Linked DNA regions of Homo sapiens: region 2 is linked to region 1. The links are chromatin loops, found by intact Hi-C in ENCODE. Cell type or tissue: chondrocyte. All regions are shown on one strand. Links, peaks and the distances in the headings refer to the core of each region. The heading gives the core; the rest is flanking DNA.

What was found. Hi-C counts contacts between places; a loop is a spot of excess contacts. Peaks named below come from ENCODE experiments on the same cell type or tissue, not always from the same donor. Only the 100,000 strongest peaks of a DNase experiment are listed, where the experiment ranks them.
Region 2: it touches region 1 in a loop (7-fold over the local background); 10 of 110 quality-filtered maps call a loop at or near these places.

Annotation. Positions count from the first base shown.
Region 1 is chr3:57,863,800-57,866,714 of GRCh38, forward strand. It overlaps SLMAP (sarcolemma associated protein), which reads left to right. Exons shown (of 25, transcript NM_001377540.1): 11 at 749-917; 12 at 1,008-1,058; 13 at 1,443-1,493. Among named protein-coding and RNA genes, the nearest start is that of SLMAP, 110 kb to the left of the region's middle. In chondrocyte, for the core only: CTCF peaks have their summits at 1,215 (motif pointing right) and 1,427; no DNase peak of the experiment used is centred there.
Region 2 is chr3:58,169,331-58,172,245 of GRCh38, forward strand. FLNB (filamin B) reads left to right here. Exons shown (of 46, transcript NM_001457.4): 45 at 260-463; 46 at 1,245-2,915. The coding sequence ends at 1,432. It overlaps LOC124909485, which reads left to right and starts at 2,447. Exons shown (of 6, transcript XM_047449435.1): 1 at 2,447-2,543; 2 at 2,741-2,831. The coding sequence starts at 2,447. It overlaps FLNB-AS1 (FLNB antisense RNA 1), which reads right to left and starts at 1,305. Exons shown (of 2, transcript NR_135534.1): 1 at 1,167-1,305. In chondrocyte, for the core only: no CTCF peak of the experiment used is centred there; no DNase peak of the experiment used is centred there.

The sequences.
Region 1 (2,915 bases), core at 202-2,701:
CATCCAAACTATAGGCAGAGAGGTCTTTTTGAATAGTGATTGTACTGTCATCTCGTTACTAAATAATTTTGTTTAAAATTTCAGAATGTTAACATGATAGAACTTCAAAATTGAAATGATAGTAATTTTAGGGAAAAATCTTACTTCCCTCTTTAAAAATACGATTTTTTTTTCCACATTGACCCTTTACCTCTGTGTGTACTGAGCCTACTTGCTTCCTCCAAGTTTCTCTCTCCTGGGTGTTATGGAGGAATAACCCAATGCAGATAATTTTTGACATCAAGCCTTTGTCTTTATCATCTTTACTGGTTTAGAAATGTCAGGTTAGCCGGGCGCAGTGGCTCATGCCTGTAATCCCAGCACTTTGGGAGGCCAAGGTGGGCTGATCATCTGAGGTCAGGCGTTCGAGACCAGCCTGACCAACATGGAGAAACCCCGTCTCTTCTAAAAATACAAAATTAGCTGGGTATGGTGGCGCATGCCTGTAATCCCAGCTACTTGGGAGGCTGAGGCAGGAGAATCACTCGAACCCGGGAGGCGGAGGTTGCCTAGGCAACAAGAGTGAAACTCCATCTCAAAAAAAAAAAGAAAGAAAGAAATGTCAGGTTTACAGATAATGTTCTGTAGAACATTTCTTTTCTACAGAACAAACTTTTCTTAGAAGTTTAAGTGAATAAAGGCATTCCTGGGGCTCGCTCTTAAAACAGAGTTAGGTTTGTTAAATAACTGAATTTTCTTATTTTTCTAGGTAGCAGAGGGAAAACAAGAGGAAATCCAACAGAAGGGACAGGCTGAGAAAAAAGAATTACAACATAAAATAGATGAAATGGAAGAAAAAGAACAGGAGCTCCAGGCAAAAATAGAAGCTTTGCAAGCTGATAATGATTTCACCAATGAAAGGCTAACAGCTTTACAAGGTAAGTAGCTAATCCAGAAATTGATTTTATTTTATTTTTTTTCTTGTTATCTGTGAAATATCTTTTTTTTTTTTGGACTTTTATTTACAGTACGGTTAGAACATCTTCAGGAGAAAACTCTTAAAGAATGCAGCAGCTTGGGTAGGTGGCATCCATATTTCTTACTTAAACCTGAATTTTATCCTTAAACTTTTGACCTTGTTTACTGTCTCACACTGCATTTTTTAAGGGATGTTTTATGTATTAGGTATAAAGTATCTATATTCTTTTAGAAAATTTTCTTTAAAAATATGCTTGATTGCCACCAGTGGGCACCATTGTTTTCCTTGAGATGAGTGAAATTTCTGCTCTGAGATCTTCTACCTCGGGATATTTAAATAAGAAAAGTACATGAACAGCAGGATCCCTTTTAAAGTGTTCTATACAATCTTAATCTTAGGAATGCAGAATGCCATGGTTACACTTGAGACCACATTTAAAGTAATACTTCTTTGATCAGGCAATGATATACTGTCTTAATCCTAGGGATACAAGTTGATGACTTCTTACCTAAAATAAATGGGAGCACAGAAAAAGGTAGTGTAAAAAACTTAAATATATATATACTTTTTATGATATCATTTTAGTATTTAAGCAGGATAAGGAGTTCAGGGTTTTAAGTGTTTGGAATGAAAAGCATGCTCTCACAGATCATTGAACCCCATCATTTAAAAATCAAGCTTTCCTTTATTTTGTAAGAGTTGATGCTGTGATCAATTCTTAGATATCCCTTGTTATATGGAAATTTCAATTACTCAAATCAGAAAATTATTAAGTTCACCTTTAGCAATATATAATATAGATCTTTTTCCCCACTCTGTTTTTCGAAGAGCTGTACTACCATTTTGTTTCATCAAGTTCTGCCTCCAGTGATACTTGACCCCCATTTAAAACATTCGAGTTTATTTAACAGCTTATTGAGCCCTTGGACATATCATAGAAACTACTTTGTTTATCCATCTGTTTCATTGATCAGAGAGAACAGGGTCAGTTTTTTCTGCCATCAGAAAAATCTTTTATTAGTTGTTGGTTCTGTGACCCTTCTTTCTGGACAGCGTGGGTTCTCTCTTGCCAAAAACATATAGCCACTATTGGTTTTCCTGTCACTACACGGGGTACTTTTTACCCAGTGACCTCTATTATCCTTCAGTCTTGAAGATCCCTAGTCATTCTCCTTCTCTCCCCTTCCATCTAACATTAATTGAGCACCAACTATGTGCCAGACCCTGCGCTAGGTGCTTGGAGTACAGTAGAAATTAAACTCTTTTCTGTGTTTACCAATCTATGTGCCTTTCATCTCAGTTTTCTACAGAAGTTAGTCGAAGATATCAGAGTTGATACCCAGAACTTATTAAATATTTTTTCCCTTAGCCAGGCATTGTGGTGTGCGCCTGTAGTCCCAACTACGTGGGAGGCTGAGGTGGGAGGGTCAGCTGAGCCCAGGAGGTTGAGGCAGCAGTGAGCCATAATTGTGCCACTGCACTCCAGCCTGGGTGACGAGCAAGGCCCTGTCTTTAAAAAAGAAAAGAAAAGAAAAGAAAAGACAAAATATTTTTTCCATGTATCAAGGGATATCATAATAGTTCTTGGGCAGCAATCAAACTGGTAGAGTTAGGAGGTGGGTTTTTTGGTTCTTTTTTGGTTTGGTTTTGTTTGGTCAGGTTTTAATCAAGAGCTGGCAGTATAGGCTCAGGTAATTGTGTGTATGTTAGCTGCAAGGTCAAAACCTTATTTGCATATGTAATGAATTTTGAAACTCTCAAGAAAAATGTTCATTAATCATTGCTGTTTGACTATTCTACGTATGTTTTGTAAAATGCATTGACTTTTTAAAATTCCAATTTGATGGAATTTAAATTTGAGAATTTTTAAAGGTGTAGTTTATATTCATTGCGATCAAGCAGATCGCTTGAGCTCAGGAGTTTCAGACCAGCCTGAGCATCATGGTGAAACTTTATC
Region 2 (2,915 bases), core at 207-2,706, 310 kb after region 1:
GGGATTGGGAGGGTCCTTGGCCTTGTCAGCCAAGGCCAGACTCATCCATTTGCCCAGAAAGCCAGATCCTAGTTGTATGGGGGTGGGATCCTAGGGGTTTAGAAGACATTATGGGTGTGAGATACAGGTGTGGTGGCTTTTGTGTTGGGGTGCGCGGGCTCTCCTGGGGTTACTGTGTAGGGTACTCGCCTGTCCTCTGGCTGAGAGACCCCTCTTGATCTGGCCATTCATGCCTGTCCCCCTCCCTCCTGTATCTTAGGCCAGCGTCTAGTTAGCCCTGGCTCAGCCAACGAGACCTCATCCATCCTGGTGGAGTCAGTGACCAGGTCGTCTACAGAGACCTGCTATAGCGCCATTCCCAAGGCATCCTCGGACGCCAGCAAGGTGACCTCTAAGGGGGCAGGGCTCTCAAAGGCCTTTGTGGGCCAGAAGAGTTCCTTCCTGGTGGACTGCAGCAAAGCTGGTAGGTGTCTGGGCCTTTTCAAGGGTGGGGTGGGGCAGGGGCAGGCTGGGCACCCTGGGTACACTGGCCTTCCCTGCTGAGGTCTCCTGCAGTGCCCACCCCCATGTAGGCCAGCCGTTTGCAAGTAACCATCGTCATGACCCTGTTCTCCTGCACTTAATATTTTTAAATGATTTCCTTCTCTTTTGCCTTTTGAACTTGGGTATTTATTTGGGTTTCAAGGGTCGGTTGCCTGGGTTCTGGCATCCAGTACACCTGGGCTGGAAACCTAGTACCGCCACTTCATTCATTCATTCGTTTGTTCTAAAACTTATTTAGCCATGTGACCTTGGAAAGTTATTAAATCTCTTTCCAAAAGTCAGTTTCCTCTTCTCGGAAGTACCTTCCTTAAGGTGCTTGTGAGAGTAAACAAGAAGATTCTCATAGCCAACACTTAGAATAGCCCTTACTGTGTGCTAGGTTTTGACACCCATAACTCTTAAACCTCACAACTAGTTCGTGAGGTATGTGCTGTTCTCATTCCCTGTTTACAGATGGGGAAGCTGAGCTAGGGAGAGGTGAGATTCCAGTCCAAGGTCACCCAGGTAGCAAGTGGCAGGGCAGGGATTCGAACCCACACCGTCAGGCTCTATGAGCCTCTGCTTGTAATTGCCACGCTCTCCCACCTCTTAGGGGCCCCAGCATTATCGTGGAAGCACCTTACCTTTGGCTCTCATATTTCCTCTTCTTCCTGTGCCTGTCCTGATGCATCCGGGTGGAGTAACCACCTTTTGCCTCCTAGGCTCCAACATGCTGCTGATCGGGGTCCATGGGCCCACCACCCCCTGCGAGGAGGTCTCCATGAAGCATGTAGGCAACCAGCAATACAACGTCACATACGTCGTCAAGGAGAGGGGCGATTATGTGCTGGCTGTGAAGTGGGGGGAGGAACACATCCCTGGCAGCCCTTTTCATGTCACAGTGCCTTAAAACAGTTTTCTCAAATCCTGGAGAGAGTTCTTGTGGTTGCTTTTGTTGCTTGTTTGTAATTCATTTTATACAAAGCCCTCCAGCCTGTTTGTGGGGCTGAAACCCCATCCCTAAAATATTGCTGTTGTAAAATGCCTTCAGAAATAAGTCCTAGACTGGACTCTTGAGGGACATATTGGAGAATCTTAAGAAATGCAAGCTTGTTCAGGGGGCTGAGAAGATCCTGAGTACACTAGGTGCAAACCAGAACTCTTGGTGGAACAGACCAGCCACTGCAGCAGACAGACCAGGAACACAATGAGACTGACATTTCAAAAAAACAAAACTGGCTAGCCTGAGCTGCTGGTTCACTCTTCAGCATTTATGAAACAAGGCTAGGGGAAGATGGGCAGAGAAAAAGGGGACACCTAGTTTGGTTGTCATTTGGCAAAGGAGATGACTTAAAATCCGCTTAATCTCTTCCAGTGTCCGTGTTAATGTATTTGGCTATTAGATCACTAGCACTGCTTTACCGCTCCTCATCGCCAACACCCCCATGCTCTGTGGCCTTCTTACACTTCTCAGAGGGCAGAGTGGCAGCCGGGCACCCTACAGAAACTCAGAGGGCAGAGTGGCAGCCAGGCCCACATGTCTCTCAAGTACCTGTCCCCTCGCTCTGGTGATTATTTCTTGCAGAATCACCACACGAGACCATCCCGGCAGTCATGGTTTTGCTTTAGTTTTCCAAGTCCGTTTCAGTCCCTTCCTTGGTCTGAAGAAATTCTGCAGTGGCGAGCAGTTTCCCACTTGCCAAAGATCCCTTTTAACCAACACTAGCCCTTGTTTTTAACACACGCTCCAGCCCTTCATCAGCCTGGGCAGTCTTACCAAAATGTTTAAAGTGATCTCAGAGGGGCCCATGGATTAACGCCCTCATCCCAAGGTCCGTCCCATGACATAACACTCCACACCCGCCCCAGCCAACTTCATGGGTCACTTTTTCTGGAAAATAATGATCTGTACAGACAGGACAGAATGAAACTCCTGCGGGTCTTTGGCCTGAAAGTTGGGAATGGTTGGGGGAGAGAAGGGCAGCAGCTTATTGGTGGTCTTTTCACCATTGGCAGAAACAGTGAGAGCTGTGTGGTGCAGAAATCCAGAAATGAGGTGTAGGGAATTTTGCCTGCCTTCCTGCAGACCTGAGCTGGCTTTGGAATGAGGTTAAAGTGTCAGGGACGTTGCCTGAGCCCAAATGTGTAGTGTGGTCTGGGCAGGCAGACCTTTAGGTTTTGCTGCTTAGTCCTGAGGAAGTGGCCACTCTTGTGGCAGGTGTAGTATCTGGGGCGAGTGTTGGGGGTAAAAGCCCACCCTACAGAAAGTGGAACAGCCCGGAGCCTGATGTGAAAGGACCACGGGTGTTGTAAGCTGGGACACGGAAGCCAAACTGGAATCAAACGCCGACTGTAAATTGTATCTTATAACTTATTAAATAAAACATTTGCTC